2 separate regions of the Homo sapiens genome follow, and region 2 is linked to region 1. A link is an interaction called in ENCODE POLR2A ChIA-PET data of the cell type or tissue named here. Cell type or tissue: CD4-positive, alpha-beta T cell. All regions are shown on one strand. Each heading gives the region's core, and the rest is flanking DNA. Links, peaks and the distances in the headings are about the cores only. Region 1 has its middle 10 kb from the start of CXCR4. Region 2 has its middle 160 kb from the start of CXCR4.

Region 1 (10,577 bases), core at 386-5,385:
CAAGTTTTATAAAGAGAACTGGGCATCCCATGGCAGAGCCTTGGTGCTCCCAGAAATGTGGTGATCTGATCGCCCATACAGATGGGCTTTGAGATATTTCTGAGGTCATTCTTCCAAGAATATTATATTAGCAAAAGAACAGGGTGGGAATTACTTGTGTGTGTGTGTGTGCGTGTGTGTGTATGTGTGTGTGTAGGGGAATCCATACAATGTTTTGCTTGAGTTTTCTAAATCTAAAGCTATCTGTCAGCTATCAAAGCTGTGTCTTTGAGATTTGTAACCTTCTGTTAGAATTACATGCCCCTTGAGAAATAGTCTCCTTAAAAAAAAATAACTTGGGAATGATCTTAGAGCTACTTGTAGGTCTAAGACACCAGTGACAACATCTAAAAACCTGCAGGTATTGTAAATGAGTGAGGCAATAGGGACTGGTGGGGACTGTGGAGAACCAAAGGGTGCATGCCCTGTCCTAAAGCAGCAACCACTACCCTCCATTGCCCTTTGAGGGAATTTGGGCCATATTATTCACTTTTTTTGTTTTTTTTTTTTTTTGAGACGGAGTCTTGCTCTGTTGCCCAGGCTGGAGTGCAGTGGCACAATCTCGGCTCATTGCAAGCTCCGCCTCCTGGGTCCACCCCATTCTCCTGCCTCAGCCTCCTGTGTAGCTGGGACTACAGGCACCCACCACCACGCCCAGCTAATTCTTTTTGTATTTTTAGTAGAGACGGGGTTTCACTGTGTTAGCCAGGATGGTCTCGATCTCCTGACCTTGTAATCCGCCCATCTCGACCTCCCAAAGTGCTGGGATTACAGGTGTGAGCCACTGCGCCCAGCCTATTCAACTTTTTTTAAAGAGAAAGTGAAAGTCCTGATTTTTTAATAAGAAATCTCTCAACTTAAAAATGTTGGTTCAAAACAAACAAACACAAAAACTCTACTAGCTTCCAGTCTTCCAGTTTACACTGACCTAAGGTGTTGATGATAGCCATCAAAAGAAAGTATGAGACTAGGTATTGTGGTTCACACCTGTAATCCCAGCACTTTGGGAGGCTGAGGAAGGCCAATCAGATCACTTGAGCTCAGGAGTTTGAGACCAGCATGGGCAACATGGTGAAACCCTGTCTCTACCAAAAAAGTACAAAAAAATTAGCCAAGTGTGGTGGCTGTAGTCCCAGCTACTCAGGAGGCTGAGGCAAGGAGATCACTTGAGGTTGGGAGGCAGAGGCTGCAGTGAGTCGAGATCGCATCTCTGCACTGCAGCCTGCATGCCAGAGTGTCACTCTGTTTCAACAAAGAAAAAAAGAAAAAAAAGAAAGGATAGGGTTAGGCAGTCAGGAGACTTGGGAGGATGGAACAGACACACATGGACAAAAACTGGCTGCAGAATCCTTTTGGGGTGGTCTCTATGTCATAATTTGTCTCTCTGAGACTGAAATTAGTTACTTGGGATTTCCAGGTCAGTCCTCCCTTGCGGCACCTAACCGCACTCAGGTTAATGTCAGGGACCCTGAAGAGAATTGACAAGCTTTGTGTGATCCTTACATTCCTCAACCCTTTTCCCATCCCCAGGCCCTATGCCTTCTTCACTGTCTTGATGCATGAGCACTGGGCCTGTCTTTTCTTTCAGTTATTATAGGACAACGTCCTTCAGGGAGAAGAACATTCTTCCTTCTGCTCTTTAAACAGTGGGAACAACAGCAGAAAGGAGGATTGCAAGCCAGACAGAGTAGCTTTGTGGTTCAGAGCACAGCACTGGAGTCTGCTCACACAGTGGCCTTTGTTGTAATATCATTTGTTTTAATATCCGGCTAACAATAACATTCTACTTTTTGGATTATTGGGAAGATTAATATGATATCTATGTAAAGACTTTAGTACAGTGTGGGGCACTTAGTAAGTGCTTAATAAACATAACCTATTACTAATATAGGTTCCTATCTCTGCTGCTGAAATGTCTTTCTTGTTGGTCAAGGGCTTTGCTTAACCAGACAAATGGCTTTCTCCACCATTACCCACTGAAATGAGGTAAAGGGAAGTGGAGTCTTAAATAAAGTGTGAAGTGTTCTTACTTTTAATTGTGGTCAGAAGAGAGATCTATGCAATGAGGGAAGGAAAGAGAAGACATAAAGAATTTCTCATACGTGCCTTGAAAGCCCTTCCTGTCTTTGCAGTCTCAGATTCGGGGTTGAAAGGGGTCCTTAATGCCATTTGGTCTCATTATGTTCCATGCATTGGAAGGAGCTCCTTTTCAGCAGGTGGTCCTGTCTCTGGACACTCCTGGGATGGGCAGCCCACCCTTTGGAAAGGAGCAGATCCCACTGCCGGGCAAACCTGATCACTAGACGGTCCTTTTTTTTTCTTCCTTTTTTTTTTTTTTGGCTAGGCACCTGTCTCTCCTGTTTTCTAGCCTCTAAGTGTAACTTAGCTAGAGCTTGACTGGAGGAGACGCCATGAGAGGAAGCCAAGGACCGCGGCAGCCAAAACCATCCTGAGGCTAAAGCAAAAGCTGTGCTTTCCGAGACACTTATTTCTGCAGCCACAGGGATGAGTCTAATGAGAGGCTTCTTTGTTCCATTAGCAAGTCTGAGAAGGGTATCTGGCCAGGTTAGAGTTTCTTTTCATAAAGGAAATTATCTCCAAACATAGAAGAGCTGGGGATTAAGTGACTCAGAAGATTTAGTGCTGGACTTTTTTAAGGCCTCCTGAGACTTCCAGATATACTTGCCTTGGTGAGAAAATGTGGGGTAACAGCAGCTCTGGAAGCAGGTTAATAAAGAAGGCAATTAACCACATCTTTGCTTGGTTTTATGTTAGGCAAAAGCAGGTTAAAATGAATACTTGGAAATGTGTCTGAAGATGTGTGTCTGAATGGGCTTCTTTTTAACAGGTGCCAGTGGCTGCCTGGAGAAAGCATTTCCATGTAGTCTGTTCACCCCCGTAACCCCCTCCAATCACAAGCTCAGGCTGTTTCCTGGAATCTTTGTAAATTGGGGATGTTCTGTGTCTCAGCAGCTTCTTTTTAAATGGAAGCCATGAAATTGCTTTCAGTGTCATTTAAAAATACTGAAGTGGAGTGCTTTGGGTTTCTCCCTACTTTGTCCGCTTGTTTATCCTTGTGGTTAACCAGCTGCAGCATAATCTCCTGGCTGTGTTTACTCCTGTCCTATGTGCCCAGGGCTGCCCTCCGTGACCTGCTTGCTATTTTGAGCCCAGGTGGGGCAGCCCCTTGCGGGGAGTGGGCATCAAAAGTCCGCTTCTGCCCACATTGTCTCTTTTTGGTTGGGAAATTGGCTCACGTGTGGATAATTTATTGCTTGTTTGGGGCAGACGAGACAGAACGAACTCCACAGAGACACTTTGAACAACGCGGAACAATTTGGATTAATCCTTTCCGCAAACAGGGTTCCATTTGCATGAGGGGATTGCTGAGAGTTTTATCTTGGGTGATAAATGGCAGGCATTCTAGCTCCACTGGCGAGCATCGCCCCCATGCAGGTTTAGATTAGGCTTCTCCAGACTGAAGAGGATTTTTGTTCTTGGCCAGGTAGATTTTCACTTCAGGGTTAGGGTTCAGGCAGCTGGTTACCTTTCTGAGGGGGCTTTTTTTTTCCTATTGCCTTTCGCCCATCTGGGCTGTGCTAAGGTTTTTGTCCCAGTGTGGCAATTTTCCAGGCTAAAAAAAGAACCACCCTCCCTCCTTCAACCAAAGCCTCCTCTGCCAACTTTTCTCACACACGTGTGCACACAAGAGCACGCACACATGAGATCACAACCAACCACCCTAGAAAGCCCAGTTCTCTTGCGCTGCTGAATTTTTTGTTTTGCCTTCTCTCTCCTCTGTCATTTGCCTGCTGCTGTTCTGCACCCTCAATTCTAGAAAGAGGAAATTCTACTCAGGCACTGCCATGGATTTCTCTTTAGGTTTCTACCTAGGAGTTCAGGTGCTGCGGGTCACCCAACTGGCCCCGAAAGTGAGAGGGGCTCCCTGGTCCCAGAAGACAAAGACCTCCTGTGCCTGTTTATGCTAAACCTAAACATTTAATTGATCCTGCTTTCTAGCAGGTCCCAGGAGACTTCATCAGACTCTTTCTAGGAAGCACAAATATACAGAAGATATTTCTTCTGACCATTCTCCAACAATCAAGAGATGTTTATTGAACTCTACTTACTTTCAATAGTTTGTATTGTGAAAACATGAAGTTGTTTTCCAAAGGTGAAAAAGTATGTTATTTGATCTGTATTTTTCAAACTGTATGCTTCATTTTCTTCTTGAAAATCTGTTTTATCCCCACCTTCAGTCAGAGAGAATCTTAGAATGCTGTGGTTTTCTGACCTGTTGTCTGCAGTCTCTGGGCCCATACCTTTGTGCCCCCTGTGAACAGAACAGGCTGTCTTGAATTAATTCTGCAGAAGAAAGAACTGAAAATGGGGGAGTGTGAAGCATCCCTAAGAATCAGAAATAAGAAAAACTCAGCCAGTACAAGGTCTGAAGTTTCTCTCCCACCCTCCTGCTGTCCCACTTTGTTGTAAGTATAAACAGCTCTCCTCTGCTTCTCCTAGCGAGCAAGCTAACGAGGGAAGTGGGTTTTACTGTGCAAGCTCTCCCTTCTGTGTGTTGCTGGGGTGGGGTGCGCTGGGGGCAGATGCGTCTGTTTTTTCACCGGCCCGAGGCAGTAGCACAGGCCCTGTAATCTCCCTGGTCCCCCTGTGTCATCTTCCAGAATTTCCATAGAAGCTGAGGCAGCCCCAGCATGCCAGGCTTAGGCTGCCTGGTGATGGACCCCCCCCCACCACCCAGGGGAGTACCCCAAAGAGTCCCTTGGGTGGTGCTACTCTGGTTCTCTCCCCAGAAAACCTGGCTTCTGGAGGTGAAGAGGTTGAAGGACTCGAAAAAAAAATTCTACCCAGGGAACCATCTGGGCAAAGACTTGGACGTGTAAAGCAGCAGGCTGTACTCTGGAAACTGGAGTAGATGGGTCTCTCTGAGCGCGACTTGGTGTTAAGGGAGTAATGGAGATGTCAGTGAGCAGCAAATGAGACAGCAGTGTAAGACGAGGAGCTCACCACACGCTCTGAGGCAGCTATCAGGGAATCCCATTAACTATGTATGTAGCAGGAATGCTGTGAGAACTGTCTAGGGTAATCTATAAGGCTATTTTGTAAACTAGAATGACATTAATTAAAAGTTGGGCTGGGCACAGTGGCTCACACCTGTAATCCCAGCACTTTGAGAGGCCAAGGCAGGCAGATCACTTGAGGTCAGGAGTTTGAGACCAGCCTGGCCAACATGGGGAAACCCCATCTCTACCAAAAATACAAAAATTAGACAGGCATGGTGGCATGCACCTGTAATTCCAGCTACTCTGGAGGCTGAAGCACAAGAATTGCTTGAACTCAGTAGGCAGAGGTTGCAGTGAGCCGAGATTGTAACACTGCACTCCAGCCTGGGTAATGGAATGAGCAGAATGAGACTCTGTCTTAAAAAAAAGAGAGTTAGTTATCATAAAGATAAAATGTTTTAATTAAATCTAGATTAAGTAAAAGATGAAGTTGAGCATCTACCCATTCTGGTTTCATAAAGCACAGGAACCAATTTTCAGCCTAAAGACCCCAGCTCTGCTGTGAAAGGTGGGGGAGATAAGGTGACTGAGTCTGCCACTGAAGAAAACCAAGGCTAGTGTTGAGTGTTCTCATGATGCCAGGAAGTTTCCTCAGTTCTTCTCCCTTGCAAATCTGGTACTCATACTCTCACATGGCCCGGGATCTATCCCATAGCATTTTATTTTTTTCCGTGTATCTTCATGACCTGCTTTCTTCTACAGTGGCTTCTCTTCCTACTCCCTCTTGCCCCTTTTGATTTCCTTCTCTTTTATTTCTGAGGTCTCTTCATTCTCCCCCTTCCTTCCATCCTCCTATCTTTCCTCCTCTTCCTCCCTTCCTTCTTTCCACAAACTATTTTGAGTGCCTACAATGTGCAGAGCTCTGCTAGGTGCTGGGAGAGACACTAGATGAATAGCATACAGTCCTTAGCCTCAAGACACCTAAGTCCAGTATGGGAGATAAAATAGGGACATAAAAAACTGTGATAAAAGCCAGAGCAGGATGGGCAGTGCAAGTGAAGTACAAACAAGGCCCAGCAGGGAAAGAGGAGGCCTTTCACATAGGAAAGGCATGTGAAGAATGGGTAGGTATTGATTGGAAGGTATTCAGCAGGAAGGAGGAAAGCCTGACTCAAGTGAGAAGGCATGAATGAAACGTTGGAGCTGCAAACAGGGATCAGCTAGTTTGACTGGAATATAGGCTGGAGTTCTGTCTGCAGGGGTACATTAGGCCAGAGCATAGATGGTTTTATAGACAAGGCTAAGAGGTCTGGACTTTATTCTATCAAGTAACAGCAAAACTATGAAGATTTGGGGTTGGAGAATAATATGCTCAGAGCTTGGCTTTAGAATAATTAATCTATAAATGTAGTGTCAAATGAATTGGAACGAGAAAGCTAAGGTGGACAGACCAGACAGAAATCTATCTGGATAGCTCAGGTGGAAGGTTGTAAAGGTCTGGGCTAGCCACACATGGTGGCAATTGCAAGGCTGCTAATGGGTGGAAGAGATCTTGGAGAACCAGCATCTGGTGACTTATTGATGTGGGGCTGAGAAAGAAGGGAGAGATGAAGGGAGACTGGAATTTCAGCTAAGATGTGAAGAATGGAGGTCAAGGGGAGAGACTATTTCGGAGGGGAGGGGATGCTGTTTAGAGAAAGTCTGAAGGCTTACCCTTGTATTTTTCAAAGTTTGTATGTTGGTTTCTCAGTCACCACCTGCATCTGACTTGTGGGCTTTTGTGTAGCACAATGATATCCTGTTACTTATGTCATCGAAGTGACTTCATCTCCTGTCACATCTCAAACAACAACGATCGGAGGTGGCAAAACTTGGCAGACAAAAAAAAATGCAGGCTTTGAGATCCTTTCCTTACATTTCTAAGGTTACTACCTGGGTAAGGCCAAATCTGGATTTTAGGGGGAAGGACATTTGTTAGATCAAAGAAATCAGTATGTGGGTATCAGTTAGTGCTGGGGACTTTTTTCTATGGGAAGAAAGGCAGAAGGAAAGAAGCAAGTGTCACAAGAAGCTTAAATACGAGTTCAAATCAACATCTGTGATGTAATAATAGTTCCAATACAATCATGTGTAACTTTTATGGTTAAAGATGAATTACACAGAAAATAAGGAGTTGATAGTGTCCCCCATCAGACCAATAGTATCAGAATGAGCAGGGTTGGGGCTCAGTAGTTCAGATGAGAAACAAGTTGTTCCAACCCAATGTGCCCTGGGAAAGTTTTGCAGGAGAGATGGACTCTGAAGCTGAGCTTTACGGCAGTCCACATTACCACTACAGCACCCACTTCCTGGTTGGGCACATTGTTGGAATGTCATACCAAGGCACCCGAAGTTTAAATAATTTCAGGACTCCTTAACTGCAAATATAATTTTTAGCAGAACATTGAAAATAACTTGCTCTAGACTTATGCCTTTATCTGTAAATTTTATCACAGTCGTTCTTAAGGAAAATAGGCACCCTTTGCTTCCAGACCTTTGGTCCCTTATAACTGTTGCTTTGCCAAGTGTCCTGGTCTACTTTTGAGTGTCCAACTTTGGTTCTTAGAGTGCAGTTCCAAGCTGGCCCTAAATATAACTTGTTATTATATGTAGGTTCTCAGAGTGTGGCTCCATTCTTCACATCTTAGCTGAAATTCCAGGCTTCCTTCACCTCCTCCTTCTTTCTCACATCAGTGAGTCATCATATGCTGGTTCTCCAAGATCTCTTCTATCCATTAGCAGCCTTGCAATTCCCACCACTGTGTGGCTAGCCCAGACTTTTAAAACTTTCCACCTGAGCTATCCAAATAGATTTCCGCCTGGTCTTTACACCTCAGCTTTCTCCTTCTCATCCATTTGTTTGTTTTCAGACCCATTTTCTCTTTCCTTCTTGGCCTCAGATTATGTTTCTGGCCCTTCGGTTACTTACCAGTGGCTCATCTCAAACATGCTCTTCCACAGTTGGGTTTTTGGGTGATTTACTGGAAAGGGGAATGTGGGGGGTAAGGTGAGCTCATCACTGACCTTTGACTCTGTCAGGTGGTGCAGGCTGGTTCTCAATCTGTGAGCAGTGGACCCCAAGGGAAGTTATTGTGAAGGGTCTAAATACCCCCAAGTGCCAAATCTTCCTGTAGATTGAATATATAATGTGCTACAATTTTTGAAATGCATGTGGATGCTATTGTGATTCATAAAATATGGAATTGGTTTGGAAGTGTCTTGAATTCATAGGAGTTTTGTGTGTGTGTGTGTGTGTGTGTGTGTGTGTGTGTGTGTGTGTGTGTTTAAGAATGTTGTTTGGGCCGGGCACGGTGGCTCATGCTTGTAATCCCAGCACTCTGGGGGGCTGAGGTGGGTGGATCACCTGAGGTCAGGAGTTTGAGACCAGCCTGGCCAACATGGTGAAACGCCATCTCTACTAAAAATACAAAAAATAGCTGGGTGTGGTGGCAGGCGCCTGTAATCCCAGTTACCCAGTAGGCCGAGGCACGAGATTCGCTTGAACCTGGGACACGGAGGTTGCAGTGAATCAAGATTGCACTACTGCATTCCAGCCTGGGTGAGAGAGTAAGACCCTGTCTCAAAAAAAAAAAAAAGAAAAAAAAAAGCCAAAAACGAATGTTGTTCGTCAACAGACATTACCACACTACCAGCACGATTGGCTTTCATCTGGTGGTTCATGAAACTTTGTGGTTGTTAAAAGTGATCTTCATGTTCCGCAGAGGAAAGGCAGCCCTAAAGGGAATACAGTTTTTGTCTGGTGCCCAGAGCCTATCTACCCCTACTTGGGCTGCCAGAGAGTGGAGCTTGGGACACGACCAGTGTGGAATAGGATGGAAAAAATATTTCTCTGTACACTGATCACCACACTGCTTGCAGCAGGGAGCTATCAACCGAGAACCAACTACATAAGGGGGTTGTTATTTGTGGAGGAGCTTTCAGGTCCTCTAAACCTACCTCCCACTCTCGGCAGGAATCCCTTATAGAACCTCCCTGTGGGATGAACGTTAGCTTGGCCCTGATCCCTGCATTAACAGGTAGCGCTGTTTACTATAAAGTAAATTCAGATTCCAGGACCTCCACCTTGGTTGTTTCTGATTTGGCAGGGTTGGGGCGGGGCTTTGAGCATTCGCCTTTTCAAATAATGCTCGAGGTGATTCTGATGTCAGCCAGAGTTGAGAGAGAAGATTGTTATGAAAGGACACAAATACCTCATCACGGTGCTTTTTGTTTGTGAAGTGCTCACTAAGGCGTGAACAGCGTCATGGTGGGGCTCCTGCAGGCTTTATATTTATACCCCGTTTCTTATTTCTCACACCCACTCTGGTAGATAGATCCCTATTTCAAAAATGAGTGAATTAGGGTTCAGGGAAGTGAAACCTGTGTGCCGGCTGGGGACTGACAGTTGGAACCCCAATGTACAAATGAAACCAGGGAACAGTGGGTGTGACGAGCACTTGAGGAGCGACAGAGAGTTATGACCTCGAACCCACAAGTGAGACTGCAAACACAAGTAGGTGGGAGCCCAGCGGCAGGAGACTGACACTGCTGGAATCAGGGAGGGGGCAGTGCTGTTTAAGAGCTTCTGACACACTCAGTTCCTCCCTTCATCCTAAGAGACCTGGGCTCACTAGCAGAGGGGCTTTGGCAAGTTACTTGATGGATTAGGGCCTCAGTTTCTTCATCTGTGAAGTGGAGATAATAATAGTGCCTGCCTCCTGCTGCAAGTCTAGTCATCAGTATCATCAACATTGGTGGTACACCTGCTGGGTACCAGTCCTGGGGTGGGCGTGCTCCTCTCTAGAAGATAAAAGCCCATATAGAGACTATGGTGGAAGGAGCAGGACAAGAGAATCAGAAGCTCACCTCATTCTTAATGTGAAGAGACATTAAGATCAGGAAAGCCAGATGCTTGATGTTCTCTCTCATACCCATAGCAGATGGGTGCCTCACTGGGTTCCCCCAGAAGCTGATGGTGAGCAGGGGGGTGGCAGCCACTTTTATTTTCTCTTTTCTTTTCTTGTCTTCTTTTCTTTTCTTGGATCTTACTCTGTCACCCAGGCTAGAGTGCAGTAGTGTGAGTATGGCTTATTGCAGCCTTTAACTCCTGGGCTCAAGCAACCCTCCTGTCTCATCCTCCTAAGTAGGTGGGACTACAGGTGTGTGCCACCATGCCCAGCTAATTTTTGTTGTAGAGATGGGGTCTCACTCTATTGCCCAGGCTGGTCTTGAACTCCTGGCCTCAAGCAATCCTCCTGCCTCAGTCTCCCAAAGTGCTGTGATTGCAGGTGTGAGCCACTGCACTCAGCCAGCAGCCACCCATTTCTTACAGCTGCTCCAGTGTGAGGGGGTAACAAAAGGCTGCTTTCAAGGCAGCAGCCCAGCCCCCATGTTTCCTGCCTGGTCCCTGAGGAGTGCACAAGTGATCAGGAGAGATTCTTCTTTTGGTCACAGGGATCTTAATGATCACTGGGACTT
Region 2 (17,406 bases), core at 6,956-11,955, 160 kb after region 1:
TGCCAAGACTAAATCATGAAAAACAGGAAAACCTGGACAGACCAGTAGTGAGTAAGGAGATTGAATCTGTAATTAAAAATATCCCAAAAAGGCCAGGAGCAGTGGGTCATGACTGTAATCCCAGCATTTTGGGAGGCCGAGGCAAGTGGATCACCTGAGGTCGGGAGTTTGAGACCAGCCTGGCCAACATAGTGAAACCCCGTTTCTAGTAAAAATACAAAAATTAGCCGGGCGTGGTGGCATGAGCCTGTAATCCCAGCTACTCAGGAGGCTGAGGCAGGAGAATTACTTGAACCTGGGAGGTGGAGGTTGCAGTGAGCTGAGATTGTGCCACTGCACTCCAGCCTGGGTGACAGAGTGAGACACTGTCTCAAAAAATAAAATAAAATAAAATAAAATAAAGTCCCAGCAAAGAAAAACCCAGGATCAGATAGCTTCACTGGTAAGTTCTACCAAACATTTAAAGAAGGGTTAATGCCAATTCTTCTCCAACTCTTACACAAAAATTGAAGAGGAAGGAGAACTTCCAAACGCATTCTGAGGTATACCTAAGCCAGACAAGGACAAAACAAGAAAAAAAAATTATAGGCCAACATCCCTGATGAACATAGATGTTAAAATCCTCAGCAAAATACTAGCAAACTGAATTCAGTAGCATATTAAAAGGACCATACTTTGTGATCAAGTGGGATTTATCCCTGGGAGGCAAGGATGGCTCAACATATACAAATCAATAAATATAATCCAACATATTAACAGAATGAAGAATAAAAATCATGATCACCTTCATAGATGCAGAAAAAGCATTTTGCAAGATTCAACATTCCTTTATTCAACATTCCTCAACAAATTGAGTATAGGAAAAATATACCTCAACATAAAAAAGGCCATACATGCTGGGCGATGTAGCTCACACCTGTAGTCCCAGCACTTTGAGAGGCAGAGGTGGGCAGATTACCTGAGGTCGGGAGTTTGAGACCAACCTGACCAACTTGGAGAAATCCCATCTCTACTAAAAATACAAAAAATTAGCTGGGCGTAGTGGCGCATGCCTGTAATCCCAGCTACCTGGGAGGCTGAGGCAGGAGAATCGCTTGAACCCAGGAGGCAGAGGTTGCAATGAGCCGAGATTGTGCCATTGCACTCCAGCCTGGGCAGCAAGAGCAAAACTCCATCTCAAAATAAATAAATAATAAAGGCCATACATGATGAGCCCACAGCTAATATCATAGTCAAAGGTGAAAAGCTGAAAGATTTTTCCCTAAGATTAGCAATAAGACAAAGATGCCCACTCTTAGCATTTCTATTCAGTAGAGTAGTGGAAGTCCTAGCCAGAGCAATCAGGCAAGAAAAAGAAATAACGCCACCTAAATCGGCAAGGAAGAAGTTAAATTGTCCTGTTTGTAGATGACATCATTTTATCCATAGAAAACTCTACAATTCCACTTGAAAACTGTTAGAACTAATACGTGAATTCAGTAAAGTTGTAGAATACAAAATCAACATGCAAAAATCAGTTGTGTTTCTATGTACTAACAATAAACTATCTGAAAAAAAATTTAGAATGCAATTCCATTGACAATAGTATCAAAAAGATAAAATACCTAAGCATAAATTTAACCAAGGAAGCAAAAGATCTTTACCCTGAAAATTATACAACATTGATAAAAGAAATTAGACACAAATAAATGAAAACATATTCTATGTTCATGGATTGGAAGAATTAATATTGCTAAAATGTTCATACTACCCGAAGCAATCTATAGATTCATTGCAATCTCTATAAAACTTCCAGTGACATTTTCATGGAAATAGAAAAAGCAATCTTAAAATTCATATGGAACTATGACCCTGAAAGCAATCTTGAAAGAAAAAAAGCTAAAAGAAGTATCTTTCCTGATTTCAAATTATATTACAAAATTATAGGAATCAAAGCAGTATGATATTGGCATAAAAACAGACACATAAACTAATGAAATAGAATGAAGAGCCCAGAAATAAACCCACACATATATGGTCACCTAATTTTCTATAAGGGTGCCAAGAATACACAGTGGAGAAAGGATAGTCTCTTCAACAAATGGTGTTGGGAAAACTGGATATCCACATGCAAATAAAGGAAGTTGGGTCGTTATCTTGCACCCTACACAAAAATCAACCCAGAATTTATTAAAGACTTAAATATAAGACCTGAAACTGTAAAACTCCCAGAAGAACTCATAGGAAAAAGCTCTTTGACATTATCCTTGGCAATGATTTTTTGGCTTTGATACCAAAAACACAGACAACAAAAGCAAAAATGAACAAGTGGTACTACATCAAACTAAAAAACTTCTGTGCAGCCAAAGAAACAATTAACAAAATTAAGAAATGAGAGAAAATATTTGCAAACCATATATCTGATAAGGGATTTTATCCAAAATATAGAAGGCATTTATGCAACTGAATAGCAAAAACATAACAAAAACCAAATAATTAAATTAAAAATGGGCAAATGTTCTGAAAGACATTTCTCCAAGGAAGACAAAAGGCCAACAGGTATATGACAATGTGCTCACCATCATTAATTATCAGGGAAATGAATGTCACAACCACAATGAACCATTGCCTCGTATCTTAGAATGGCTGTTATTAAAACAACAAGAGGTATATATAAAAAAAATTAAAATCAGGATCTAGAAGAGATTTTGGCATTCCTGTGGTCACTACAGCATTATTCATAATAGCCAAGATCTGGAAGCAACTTAATTGTCTGTTGATGGGTGAATGGGATAAAGAAATTGTGGTATGTACATACAATGGAATATTGCTCAGCCTTATAAAAGAAGGAAATCCCATCATTTGTAACAAAATGGATAGACTTGGAGAGTATTATGTTCAGTGAAATAAACCAGAAACAGAAAGACAAATACTGTATGATCTCACTAAATGTAGAATCTAAAACACTCAAACTCACAGAAGCAGAGAATAGCATGTTGGTCAGAGGTGATGGTTAAAGGGTATTATGTTTCAGTTATGCAAGATAAATAAGTTCTGCTTATACTGAATCTACAGCGTAGTGCTTATAGCTAACAATACTGTACTATATACTTAAAATTTTTTGAAAAAGTAGATCTTATGTTAAATGTTCTTACCAGAAAACAAACAAAAAAACCCACAAATAAATACCGCCTTCCAAACCCAAGGACAAAAATAAAAGGGATTGGAGGAGACTTTGGGAGATGGATATGTTCATGATGGATATGTTCATGGCCTTGATGGTTTCATGGGTATGTGTTTATCCCCAAACTCATTGAATTGTATGCATTAAATATATATAGTTTTTAATATGTCAGTCATACCTCAATAAAGTGGTATAAAACATAAAAGAGTATAACTGTTCTTCACAGACTCTTCTGAAGTGCTCATAACTTTCCTAAGAACATTCCCAGCATCTGATCATCACTGCAGAAATGGTGAAAACAAGAGGTCACCTCCTATATTTTCAAGACAAGAAAACAGAGAAGCAAGTGTCAGTCCTGGGATTCATCCCCAGGCCTCCTGGCCATCTGTTCAGGTTTCCTTCCTGCAGACCAGGCCATCTCAATGACCTTCAGAAGGTGGCCAAGGACCCTGTGATTCTGTGACATGGCTGGCCAGTCATGTTATACTGTGTCTGTGTATTTATGTGTACCTATGGTAGACATGAGATGCTCTGTCCAGGTGTCCAGATCTTCCTTCAAGAAAGAAGGATCAAACAGCCTCCAGCATCAGGAGCTTCAGGGTTGGCCTCAGCTGCTGAGAACTGCCTCACTTGCGGTCAAATCTTTCCAGGACAACCTGTGTCAGATGACTGAGCAAGACGGGTCATAAAAGTCCGGCCACTTTGGCCTCACTTGGGACAGCTCTGACAGGCAATATTTGATCTGAAACTTCCTGCCAGATTGGCAGGAGCTTTGTCAGGCCTGCATCAACATTTGCCTTCTCCCTCTGCCCGATCCTGCATCTGCCCGCTTCTTTCCACAGGTATGGATACATAGTAAACATTCTTACCTCATATTCTGTCCCAGCATCTGCTTCCAGACAACCCAGCCTGTGACAGTCCCCTGTCTTTTCTCTCCCATTTGACAAAGAACACTGTCAGAGATTAGAGAGACAAGACAGGCTGTAGATGAATGGCCCACTGGCATATTTTGATTGGCCTGTACAGTTGTATTAGTCTGTTTTCATGCTGCTAATAAAGACATACCTGAGACTGGGTAATTTATAAAGGAAAAGAGGTTTAATGGACTCATAGTTCCACGTGGCTGAGGAGGCCTCATAATCATGGTGGAAGGCAAAAGGCATGTCTTACATGGCAGCAGCCAAGACAGAAATGAGAGCCAAGTGAAAGGGATTTCCCTTTATAAAACCATCAGATCCTGTGAGACTTATTCCCTACCAGGAGAACAGTATGGGGGAAACTGCCCCTGTGATTCAATTATCTCCCACGAGGTCCCACAACACTTGGGAATTATGGGAGCTATAATTCAAAATGAGATTTGGGTGGGAACACAGCCAAACCATATCTGCAGTGTGGTTTGTATACAGATGAGTCAGTATAGAAAAATTGGAATATTACCCATAAAATCTAAATTTCTATATTCTATTTAAAAATTAGATGATCAGGCAACATTGGCCCTTTATTCTTGAATAAGAGACTATTGGTTGGGGCTGAAGAGTGGCTTCCTCCTTTAGAGAGACGAGTTCTCCAGCTTGTCAAAGTCCCCAGAACTTTCTACAGACTTGTACCTGTTCACCTCCCTCCCTTGTGTTATCTCCCTGACTCCTATGAACATCTGAGCTTTTCTTTTGACAAATATAGATGGTTCAACAGATGGAAAGCAGAATCTTTCCTGTGCTACCATATCTTTTTGATTCGATATGGATCTTTAAGAATTGGATTTCTCTCGGTTTAAGGCCACGAGAGCCTTTTGCTGGGTCCTTGGTTTAGCTAAGCACTCAGGGCCACTATCGCTGCCCTCTGTCACTCACCACCCCCAGAAAAAGGTGTTCTCCATGGACACATGGCAGGGAACAACACATACTGGGGCCTGTCGGGGGATAGGGGGTGGGAGGAGGGAAAGCATCAGGAAGAATAGCTAATGGATGCCAGGCTTAGTACTTAGGTGATGGGATGATCTATGCAGCTAATCGCCATCCGTGGCACACGTTTAACTATGTAACAAACCTGCACATCGTGCAAATGTACCCCTGAACTTAAAGTAAAAGTTGGAAATAAAAAAATAGAAAAGAAAAAGGTGTTCTCTTCAGTGAGGTTCATGTCAGACACCGCCTACATCGAGAAACCATATTTATTTCTTTTTACAAAGAGTATCATATTTTTTCACTATAAAACTCATTTTTATTATTGAATATTTGTTACCCTCAAAGGCTAACATTTTTCCAAAAATGAATATATCTCTCAATGTGCTTAGGTTGATAGTGGAGCCCTCCAGCCAAAGAAGCAGAATAACCAGAAACTCCTCAAACAGGGCCATGCCACCTCCCTTCTTGTCACCAATATTGCCTGTGGCCAGGTGTCCAGAGCTATATGGAAAGCCTCTTTGCCAGCCAAGTCTAATGCCTCTTCCCCCCGAATAAATTGCTTCTGCTTCTTCAGGGGGTCGTAATTATGTAAGACTCAATAATTATATAACAAATTGCTTTGAAGTGATTATTTAAATTATGCATTGGCAGGAATCGGGTATTCAACTATAATGAGCTTCATTGGTTATGAAAATGTCTTCTCTGAGCTGATACAATAACTGCTTCTGTCTGTTGCTGTTTGAAATATGGGCCAGCTGGAAGACTTCAAAAACTTAGATTGAATCACATTCAGAATATAAAAGACATTGTAAAGGGGTTGGCTCCCTTTGTATCTTCTGTTCCTGGGCAATAAGGGTCCTTAGCCTTGGCCACAAAATGGGGCTCTGATGGGGCTTCCTGCTAGGACAGGTGGAGCTGGTGCCCAAAGAACCAGATCAGTACAAGGCTAGGGGGACTGTAGCTTTCCAGCAGGAGTTCCCTTGGCATGAAGAGCTTGAGGGGGACCTAGACCTCCAGGCATCTGGTCCCCTTTCTCCTCCCTACCTGCTCAGCCCACTTGGAGAAGGAGATGTGTGTTTAGTGGGCTCTGTGCTGTGCTAACCCTCCCACAGCTTCCCTGAAGGCTGCCGCTTAGGGATGGCGGATGCTGGGAGTGTGTTGGAATGCCTGTTCCCAGGTGAATCATTACTATGTGGAGCCCCAGCAGGCTGGAACAGGCTGGCATGGTCCAACGCAGAGGAGTAGGAGGAGCCCAAACCCCTCAGCCCATGAACTTGCCTCTCTCACACCCAGAGCACCTGGACCAACCAGGAGAAGACCTTCGAGATGAACCTCTAGCAGCCAAAGGCATTCAGGTTTTACCAGAAGGGCCTCCAGGAAATCTTGACAAATAAGGGCTATGTTTCTGGCCATCGTGGCCTCCCTAGGCCAAGCATTGGCAAACTTTTTCTGTAAAAGACCAGATGGTAAATATTTTAGGCTTTCCAGGGCCCGGACTTCTCCCTCTCATATTCTTTGTGTTGTTGTTTAAACAACCCAGTAGAAATGTAAAAACAATTTGTAGCTACTGGGCTGTAGAAAAATAGTCTTCAGGCTGGATTTGGCCCCAAGGCCAGAATTGCTATATCCCTGCCTGGTGCAGTGGATTCCGTGATAAACCACTGGATTTTTCTGCTGTCCATGCTGAAGCCATGGAGATCTGATGGTGGGAAGCCAGCTTTGAATTTCAGATCTGATAGCTCTTCTGGAAAAAATGGAAAAGGATCGAACAGCCACATGCCCATCTCAGATCCTCTGATCCTGCAGCTGGGGTAACTCCATTCTCTTAATGCCCGCAGCTCCTGTAGAGCCTTCTTGGCAGTCAGTATTTACTGCCTGGCATTTGTAAGGATCTTTTCAGGTATACTAGAGCTGTATACATCTGCCTACACCCACCCACCCACTCCAAGAGTCCCTTGAGGGCAGAAGTGGCAAGCTTTCAACCACTTCATCTCTGGCCAGCACCGAGAACAGTGCCTGGGACCCTTGCAGTAGATATTGTGCTGACTGAGTGGTGTCTGATGCCCCCTGTGTGTTCCTCTTTTCCCCTTTCCTGCAGTGAACCCCAGGAAGTACAGAAGGTTAAGATATTTTGTGCATTGTGGGGTGTTTGGCAAGGTGTGGCCATGCAGGTGTTTGCTTAGACCTCTCTCTTGGTTCTCTGTGTGTTTCTCTAGCAAAACACATAGCAGCCTTTGTGATCTGCTCACCAAGAGTGGAATGTGGCTGCCCCTCAGTTTGGAGGAAACCAGAACCCCTGGGCCAGGCTGTGGCTCCAGTCTGAACACAGGTTCCTCAGATCTGCTGCTCCTCAGCTTTCTGGGATCACTGGTTGAGAAGCCGGGATTGCTTTGAAATCAGAAGCCTGACTGCTCCTTCCCAAGACTGCATTCACCTGTTTGGACCCAAGTGTATTGCGATTGGCTTCACCCTGTGCTTGTGGAAATGTCTGTATTTGAGCCTTAGCCTAGGGGTTCTCATTCAACTCAGGATATTTTGTTCTCTCTTGGAGTAATTTAAGGATTATTTCCTCTCTGAGATTATCTTTTTAGATGGCAAGATTTTCAGAATCCTTTCGGTTGCTAGCAATGGAAATCACTGACTTAACTGGCTTGAAGGGCAAGCAGCATTATCTCACATAGCAAGAAATCCAGAGGCGGAGTGCTGCAGGTGTGGTTAGTTCAGTGGTTCCATCTTGCCATTAAGGAAGAAGCTCTTTCTTCTCTTTGCTGCCATACTTAGTGTGTTGGTTTAGGCTTTGCATGAGCTTTCCTCATGGGTGAAAAATGCCTGTCACAGCTCCAGGTGGTGCATCATCATGATCACATCCAAGGGGAGAAAAGGGACTGTTTGCTCTCGTGCATCTTTGGTCCACAAGAAAAATTCTTTCCAGAAGTCTCTTACCGACTTTCTGTCATTAGCCATAAGCATGTCCTAGGTCTATGCCTAAATTAATCCCTGATATGATGTGTGAATCACCACAATGGTTTTAGATCAACCATGTCTCATCCTCTGGAACTGGGGCCAGGGTTCCTGGGAGCACAAGGCCCTACTGAGGAGTGTAGCCACCTGCATGACATTGGGGTTTTGTTGGGAGAAAAAAGAAAGGGAGCACCCAGCACCCATCAAAGTGTCTAGTACAGCAAACATTCCCCAGAATCTTTCCTCCTTGAGATGCTGAGGGACACAGAGCCTTCTGAAGTTCTATTAATAAAAGAGAAGTTTTAGAGAAGGCTGCTTGGAAAACTCCTATGGGAATACTGTGAGCTACTCCTTCTTGCCCCATCCTGCTTTTAGACAAGAACCATGGGTCTGTCTAATCCCACCTTAGTATATTGGCTTTGAAGACAGCTATGACAGCCATTGTTTATTGAGCATCTACTCTGTGCCAGGCATTGTGGGAGGGGCTTTGCACATATGGCTTCTAATCATGCAGCTACACTGGCAGGGCTGCGTTATTGTCCTTATTTTACAGATTAGGGAACTGGAATCTAGAGACGTCGAGTAGCTTGCCTCTGGCTGCACGGTCTGTATAGGGCTGAGCCAGGAGTCGGCAAGCACTTTTAAAGCATCTGCTTTGATCTAGGCACTGTACTAGGTGATGAGAATGCAAAAAAGAATCAAATATGGTTCCCACCATCAGGGAGCACATAGACATAGCCTGTCCCTTCTGGAAGGTCACCCAGTATAACTAAATATGTGTCGCTTGTCCAGGCTGGAAAACATCTTTGGAAGTGTGAGGAAATTAGGCAGTGTCTTGTGCCTTCTACCTAAAGACCTCCTGCCTCCTGTCAGGAAGCCTAAAGCTTTGCTGAATAGCTTGGTAAAGGAATTAGGAGCATGGGCTTTGGTGCCAGAGTGTGTGAGTTCAAATCCCATCTCTACCACTTTCTGGCTGGATGATTATAAGCAAGATACCTTGTGGGCTGCTACGAGGTAAAATGAAAGAGACCTTGTGAAAACACAGGAGAAGAGCTTGGTAACAGTTAGCAGCTGTTATTACCAATTTACGTTGCTCTTCAATGCACTTTCTTATCAGGTAAGATATCAGAGGCCCAACCTCCTAATCCCCTTAGTCTCTTAGCATTTTGCACCCTCCCCCAGGTTTGGGCATTGATGTCATAGGCTGCAGCTTGTAGATTGCTCCAGGTGGTGCCCGGCACATTGAGCTGCTTGATGCTAGCTCTTTAGTGTGAATGACAAGCTTGTCAGCCAGCTCTTACTGCAAGTGTGATTTCCTCCTGTGTGATGGCTGCACAGGGAGGCGATGGAACAGAAAATGAGCACCTCTCTTCCTCTCTCAGGGCACTCTTTGGCTTCCCCATGCTGGGTATAAATGAAGCTGCCTATGCTGAGAGGCCTGGGAAAGCCTACTGCTCCCTTCTAATGGGGAGATGGGACCCAGTGGGCAAGAAGGCAGGCAGGGGAATCCTCACGCCTGGCTCTTGTCTCTTGTCACAGACTTGAGCTGTGGCACCAGGAAGTCCCCTTGCCTAGGTTTCCTCTCCTGTGAACTGGGAGGGCCTTATCAGCCTGTAATCTCACTGAAAAATCCCCTTTGGGGGGCGGAAATGGAGATGGGTATCTGAGAAATAGGGCAGCCCAGACCTGCCTCCAAGGCAGCTGGCCCGAGATACCCGCCCGAGGAACCCGCAGGCCGCAGGCTCTGCTGGGCGTGCTGGACCTTGTCTGCATCCCTGTCTGCTCTGCAGCTTTCGACGCAGCTCATCCATCTGGAAAACTGCCGTGGGATGCTGCTGCCCAGGGGGCTGAGGGGTCTCATCGATCTTGGGGAAATAATTAAGGCCCGCAAAGCCTTGCCGGGCTCTATCGGTGCAAGGTGCTATTAAGAACAAGATAAAAGCTTTGAGCCTTGATTGAATCTGGAAAACAAGGCCCATGCAGGCATTTTTCTTTGTCATGGTGTCAAAGGAGAAGGGAGAGTCCCAGGGAAGAAGGAGGAAGATGAAGGAGCAAAGGAGAAAAGACAGTTTTTGAGACAGTAGACAAGAGCCTTGGGAAAAAAAAAAAAGCAAAACCCACTAAAATTGCCTGTGCTTTTTGCTTTCTTTCTTAAGGGGACACTGTGAAAGAGGAGTGGCGGCTTTGAAGGTGACACCACACGCCACCTTCTCCTGTTTGTCCCCAGTGTCTCAGGTGAGCAATTATCACCATCATTCCTGCAGAGGGAGTTTGCTCCTCCAGCGGGAAGTCCGACTGTGTTCCTTGTGGTGGTGGCCTCCTTGCCCCTGGCTCAGGGTCTTTGTTGCTTTCTTTCTTTCCTCTTGTGCATTGCTTTGCTCAAATGTTTGCAGGAGGAGGGTCTGCTCGGAGGCCAGGCCAGTGCTGGGCGGCCCCCTCCTTCCTTAGAACTTTATTGTGCTTTTGCTCTCTTTTTACTGCTTGGCTGCAACAAAGCCAGCTCTCAGGGCTGAAATCCAGCTGAGGAGATCTGATTTCTCAAAAGCCATTTTGATCTTTTCACTTCAAAGGTAGGTTTTTTCACGCCCGAGCCCCAGTTTGGTGGCCCCAGACCTGCCCTTTTGGGCTGTGGGTCTGGAGGGACCTGTGGTCTCTTCTTTACATGCTGTTGGGAGAGCCTGGGGTCCTGGCACTGGGGCTGCCCAGTGCCAGCCCGGGCAAGCCTCCGATGTAGGGAGATTTGTCCTTGATGTCCCTGGTCTCCAGCACCCCTGATGCCCTGCCTTTTCCTTCTGTCTGGCTCAGCCCTATACATCTCCCAATTGCCAAAGCCCTTCTGCTCCCCAATCCCCAGTCATCTTATGAACATTGGCTCTCAGGAATGAAACTGACCTTCGGGGTCTTCTTCGGAGGACTTCCTTGAGAGCTCCCACCTCCCAGCCACCCTCCCCCACCCAAGGTGCCTTTCCTCAGGGGCCCTACTATATTCTGTAATGCTCGGTAAGTTCCCTTATTCAGTTCCCACCACATTTTGCTTAATTATCCTTTTTCCTCCCACGACCCTCAGGAGATCATGAGGGCCTTGAATAAAGGAGCTGTTATTCCCCCATATGCAGTCCCAGTGTCTAGCACAATGTCAAGCACATAGTAGGTTCTCAATGCATGTCCAGTGCATTAGTGAGTTCCTTCCTACAGCTCTCTCAAGCTGTCCTAGGGGTTGCTGAGGCAGCTCAGGGGCAAGCCAGCTTGGTGGAAGGAGAAATGGGCAGGCAGGTGGGGGGAGAGAGACAACATTTATTCTGGATCGCCTCCAGCCCATCAGGTAATTTCCAGACCCAGCCCCTGCTTTGTCCACAGCAAGTTTACTTTCATTGATTTTATAGTTCTATGTGCATATAACATTATAAATATTATGTCTATCACATGTGATAGGCAATAATATAGTGTATATGTAATATTCATATATGTATAATATAACATGTCATACATATGATATAGTATGACGTGTACAAACATACATATACAGATTTTTTTGTGAAAAGGGTTCTGTTTAAAAATTAGTTTAAACATCGAGGTCTTGAGCTTTTCATCTAAGGTCTTCTCTCTCCCGGGGGCATTTGCTTTTGAAGTTGTTACTCATTACCGCTTGGACAGTGGAAAGCTTTGTTCTGATTGAAGATGTTTTAGGCTTTTACCTAGTTGATGAAAGCATTGCTTTTCGGATGGTGACTTCTTTCCATTGTACCTACCACCCATCTCCCCCATACATCAGCAATCCTGGCTGGTATTGAGGAATGAAGAAGGGCATTGGATTCTCTGAGGTCACGAAACTATTAATGTTATTTATCTCAGATGATTTTTGTTGTTGTTGTTTGGTTTAGAATCTGGCCAGATGGGAGGCCAGGGTTGACTGGGTTGCTGTAAGGAGGCATTGGAGTTCTGGCCTCTCTCACTGGCCTGCTAGGGGGCAGCTGGCTTTTTCAGCTCTCCACCCACTTTCCTCTGAGCTGCCCCGCTCCCATTTAGCACCCCAGTGACAAGCACCTCCATTACTGTGCTTCCTAGATGCTGGGCCTCCTTCCATGAGGGGTTCCCCTGGGCCTGCCCTTCCCAGCACAGGAGTCCAAGTGCCCACCTTTGGTTCCTGATCAAACCCCACTGGTCTCTGTTCCAAGGTGGGATAGTGGCAGAACACTGAATTAGGAGCTAAGAACCAGGTACTGAGTCTTGAATTACTCACCATCTGTGGGACCTAGGGTTCATCACTCATTCTGGAGTCTCAGTTTGCTAGCAGGTTAACAGCCATAATCACCCAGCCTTCCTACCACAAGGAGAGGCTCATCTGAAACCCTAGATTGGTTTTTCTTAGGTTTCCTGCAATTAAAATCTTCTGGGAAGCTTTTAACATCCCAATTCCCAGACCACGCTCCCAAACCAATTAAATCAGATTTTCTGGAGATGAGATCCAGACGTCAGTATTTTTTTAAAGCTCCCCAGGTAATTTGAATGTGAAGCCAAGGTTGAAAACCACTGTTTAAGGTCAAAGTATTTATGGATATTGAAAATGAAAACAGATTCTGAACTTCCCTCCATTTTCTGCTAACTAATCTGCAGTAGTTCTTAGTTTTAATTTGGTTCAGAATCTGTTTAAGAATCTCTTGAAAGTTATGTGTGTATTTTCTCATGAAGTGACATATATGCAAAATTTTACATGTAATTTCAGCCTATAATGTCCCCTTGTTAGTGAGGCCCTCTCTGGCTACCCTATCCAAAATGGCAACGGTGCCCCTCCTCACTACAATTTCCTTCCTCCTTGCCTACTTTAAGCTTTCTCCATAGCCTTTATCACTATCTGTGTGAACATCCACAAGTCCCTCAGGAGGGTAGAGTTTCTCAACCTGTAGTTCCTGGACCACATTTACTTAATCAAGATAACCGGGGTGGGACTCAGGATCTGCATTTTCAGAAACTCCCTGAGTTTCTTTTGAACACTGAAGTTTTCCAGCCAGTGAGCTGGGTCCCTGGATTCTTGATTTACAGTTGCAGGGTCAAGTCTGTTGCTGTCTTTCTTAGAGCACCTCCTTGCTCTTCCAGATCCTGCCCTTTAGACAGGAATCTGTCTCCCTCAGCCTACCAGAAGTCTCAGGTAAACTCTCTAATGTTCCAGAGAAACCCCAGGTATTTTCCAAGTTACCTCAGGGGTATGTGGGAATGTGGCTATCTCAATTGTGTGGGTTGGGGGGCTTGGACTAAGGCCTCTGATCTAATGAAAATTATCTCCTTTCCCTCCCCTCTAGTGGTACTTGGAATTCTGTCACTGTCCAGTCATTCTTAAACTCTTTGGCGCCCACCTCTATCATGACAAATAACAAAGACCGTGAACAGCGGGCATATTTGATTCCATCTCTCTGCTCGAAGTTTTCCATTGGCTTCCAGTGGCCTACAGGGGGATGTATATCCCTATTTTTAAAGTTACCAGAAGGCACTTTGAGATGTGGCTGCCATTCACCTTCCAGCCTTGGTCCTAGTGTCTTTACTAAACTCTCCTGCAGGACTAAACTGCGTGTATTTCCTGGAGCTGCCACTTCCTTTCTTGGATATCCTGGATTGTTTCTTTCATCTCTTTACACAAGCCACTCCTTTCCCAAAACTCTCCAATGACTCTCTAGCTGACTCAGAGTACAAGCCAAGACATCACGTGGCTGAACGCGGTGGCTCACACCTGTAATCCCAATAGTTTGGGAGGCCAGGGCAGGAGGATTGCTTGAGCTCCAGAGTTCAAGACCAGGCTGGGCAACATGGCAAAACCCCATCTTTACAAAAAATACAAAAATTAGGTTGAGGTTGCAGTGAGCTGAGATTGTGCCACTGCACTGCAGCCTGAGCAACCCTAGTGAGACCCTGTCTAAAAAAAAAAAAAAAAAAAAAATTAGCCAGGTGTGGTAGCATGTGCCCGTAGTCCCATAGGTACCAGCTACTTGGGAGTCTGAGGTGAGAGAATAGCTTGAGCCCAGGAGGTAGAGGATGCAGTGAGCTGAGATTGTACCATTGCACTCCAGCTTGGGTGACAGAGCAAGACCCTGTCTCAAAACAAAACAAAACAAAAAACAAAAAATCAAACATTAAAGGCGTCATGTTACCTATAGGCTCTACTCGATCTGTCCATCACCCTCCTTGGCTTTGTGCCCTCATCTTCTGCTATTTCCCTGTTTTGTTTTCTGGGGCTGCTGTAACAAAGCACCACAGACTAGGTTGTTTAAACAACAGAAAGTCATTGTCCTGCAGTTCTAGGGGCTAGAAATGTGAAATCAAGGTGTCAGCAGGGCCATGCTCCCTCTGAAACTTGAAGGGAAACATCCTTCCTAGCCTCTTTCTCACTTCTGGTGTTTGCCGGCTCTCTTTCCCTTCCTAGGCTTGTAGCTGAGTCATTCCAGTCCCCTTGGCCTTCTCCCCATGCACCTGCACATGGTCATCTTCATATGAGGACACGAGTCATCCTGGATTAGGGGCCCACCTTACTCCAGTATGACCACGACTACTTACATTTGCAATGAGCTATTTCCAAAAAGGTCACCTCCTGGGGTAGTGGGGATTAGGATGTCAAAATATCTTCTTTTGGGGGATAACATCCCTCCTCTTTCATTCTGCTTCAGTCACACTGACCTAGATAGAGTTGTCAGATTTAGCCAAATAAAAAAAATAAGATGCACAGTGAAATTTGAATTTCAGATAAATAATGAATACTTTTTAGTATAAATGTGTCTCAAATGTTTCATGGAGTTTTTTTTTTTTTTTTTTTTTTTTGCCGAAGTATGTGACCATGCACTATTCGGGATGTACTTATACTAAAAAAGTTATTTATTGTTCATCTGAAATTCATATGTCACTGGGTATCCAGTGTTATGTCTGGCAACTTTTACTTTTTATTCCTTGAACACACCAAGCATGCTCCCACCCGAGGCCTTGGCATTTGCTATCCCATCAGCCTTGAATGCTCTTTCCTGAGATGTCTGGGATGCTCATTCTCTGATGAACTTCAGCAGGGCCTTTCTGGATCCCCTACTCCCTATACACATACCTCCTCTCCTCCTTTTTTGCTTTAATTTTTTTCCCTTATCCCTATAGGGCCATCAATTTCCATTATATGTATATTTCCCCCTTTATCCCTTATCACTAACAGGCTATATATTTTACCTACGGATCATGTTTATTGTCTGTCACCCCCAGGAGAATTTAAGCTTGAAATACTTATTCATTGCTGTCTCTCCAGGGCCTAGAACAATGCCTGGTGCACAGTTGATGTTCAGTAAATCTTCAGTGAATGAATAAAGAGATAAATAAACCCTTTCATTGTCACTCAAGTACTGGAAAGTGGGCATCTGTGGGTTTACCTAGGAGCCACTCCCACTTCTGGCAAGCAGTGCCCCTCTCCGACTCTCCATAGAACTAGCTTGGGGAGGTCCTGCCCAAACCCCAGATCCAGACATGTAGACACAATCCAGGTCAATCCATTAATTCTGTCCACTTGGCCACAGTGATTGGTTCAGGGACGGGTTCAAGACCCAAGTCAGTCTGACTGGAGTGAGTCTCAGAATTTCTGCTGGAACTATTAAGATGGAACACTCCCTTCCTACTGGTGTTTCTGAGAAGAATAAGATGTAAGCCTGGAGCCACTGATAGCCATCTCACCACCATAAAAGATGAGAGGGGACTCGGCTCCTGGCCAAAAACCTGCTTATGATCTTTCAGGCCTGACTGTAGGTGAATTCAAAGGCTTTACCTGGCAGGCTTCACAGAAAAAGCTGCCATCCCTGGCCACACTTGGTGCACAGCCAGGACCCGGGGGTCTCTGAAGCAGGTTGCACTCAAGGGCTTCCATCAACGACCATGCTGTAACGTGTATCTGTATTCCTAGCCCCAGCATCTCCATTTGGCTTGGGGTCTTCCCAGGTGTGGCACCTGAGTCCTGCTCATTGGGAGAAGGGGGAATCTTGAAGACACTTTTCTCCCCTTGAACTCAGCGCCCAGCACTTTTCCACACCTGAACCTCAGCCCAGATCCGTGAAAGGGCAGGAGCCTATTGCTCCAGTGAGACAAGTCCCCTGTCTTTGTGGATCCACCTGACCCTCGCCAGGTGCTGCTCCAGGGGTATGGACCTGTGGGGGAGCCGGTGCTTCCTCCTGTCTAGCCTCTTGCTCAGACCATCATGGTAAGTAAATAAAGACTTAGCCATTACTTTCCTTTTCGCTTGTCTTAATTGACTACTCGGACACCTGGCAGCTCAGCTCAGCTCAGCTCTTGACTACCGTCTGCCTGAGAGTGGAGCCAACCCAAGAGAACAGAGCTGAGGAACAGAGAGAACTAGAGTCTCTCTAATGTCCTTGACTCTCCTAATCTTGCTATGTTGGAAGCCAGTGTTGCCCTGGACCTTTGTGCTGAGCTCAAGCCGATTAGATGTGTTTTTTCTGTCACTGAGTCTTGAGCCCAATGCACACTCTCAGTGACCCCCTGGGGGGCCTCAGGAACTCCTCCACCTGTGTTCCCATTCTCCCTGTCCTTGCCATCATTGTGGTCTGGTTTATCCCACACTATCCAGCTTCATGTGCCTCCCCAAGGGACATCTGCTCTTAGAAACCAGGGGATGTGACTTTCTGTCTCTCTTTTTCTTTTTATTTATTTATTTTTTTGAGACAGGGTCTCTCTCTGTCACTCAGGCTGGAGTGCAGTGGTGTGATCATGGTTCACTGCAGCCTTCAACTCCTGGACTCAAGTGATCCTTCCACCTCAGTCTCCTGAGTAGCTGGGACTGCAGGTATCTGCCACTACACCTGGAAACTTTTTTTATTTTTATTTTTTATAGAGATGAGGGTCTTGCTGTGTTGCCCAAGCTGGTCTTGAATTCCTGGCCTCAAGCAGTCCTGCTTTGGCCTCCCAAAGTGGTGGGCTTACAGACATGAGGCACTGCACCTGACCCTCTATCTCTCTCTCTCTTTTTTTTTAAATCTCCACACCCCATATATGCCCATTTTAGTCTGTTCAGACTTCTGTAACAAAACTCTATAGACTGGGTGGCTTATAAACAACAGATATTTATTTCTTTCAGTTTGCAGGGCTGAGAAGTCCAAGATGAAGGTGCCCCCAAATATCGTGTCTGGTGGGGGCCCACTTCCACACTGACAGCCATCTTCTCCCTCTGACCTCACATGGTGGAAAGAATGAGGGGTCTCTCTGGATCCTCTTTTATAAGGATGCTAATTCAATTCATGAAGGCTCCAGCCCTATGACCCAAACAACTCCTAAAGGCCCTACCTCTTAATACCATCTTTTAGGGGAGTGGATTTCAACATATAAATTTTGAGGTGACATAAACATTCAGAT

The links. Peaks named below come from ENCODE experiments on the same cell type or tissue, not always from the same donor. Only the 100,000 strongest peaks of a DNase experiment are listed, where the experiment ranks them.
Region 2: POLR2A ChIA-PET joins it to region 1 with 7 read pairs; 12 of 35 experiments call an interaction of 5 or more read pairs at or near these places.

The regions. Positions count from the first base shown.
Region 1 is chr2:136,122,925-136,133,501 of GRCh38, forward strand. No RefSeq gene overlaps it. Among named protein-coding and RNA genes, the nearest start is that of CXCR4, 10 kb to the left of the region's middle. In CD4-positive, alpha-beta T cell, for the core only: no CTCF peak of the experiment used is centred there; a DNase peak (open chromatin) is centred at 2,467; H3K27ac peaks cover 1,012 bases.
Region 2 is chr2:136,272,133-136,289,538 of GRCh38, forward strand. No RefSeq gene overlaps it. Among named protein-coding and RNA genes, the nearest start is that of CXCR4, 160 kb to the left of the region's middle. RefSeq lists an enhancer at 10,135-10,636. In CD4-positive, alpha-beta T cell, for the core only: no CTCF peak of the experiment used is centred there; DNase peaks (open chromatin) are centred at 9,269 and 9,619; H3K27ac peaks cover 1,308 bases.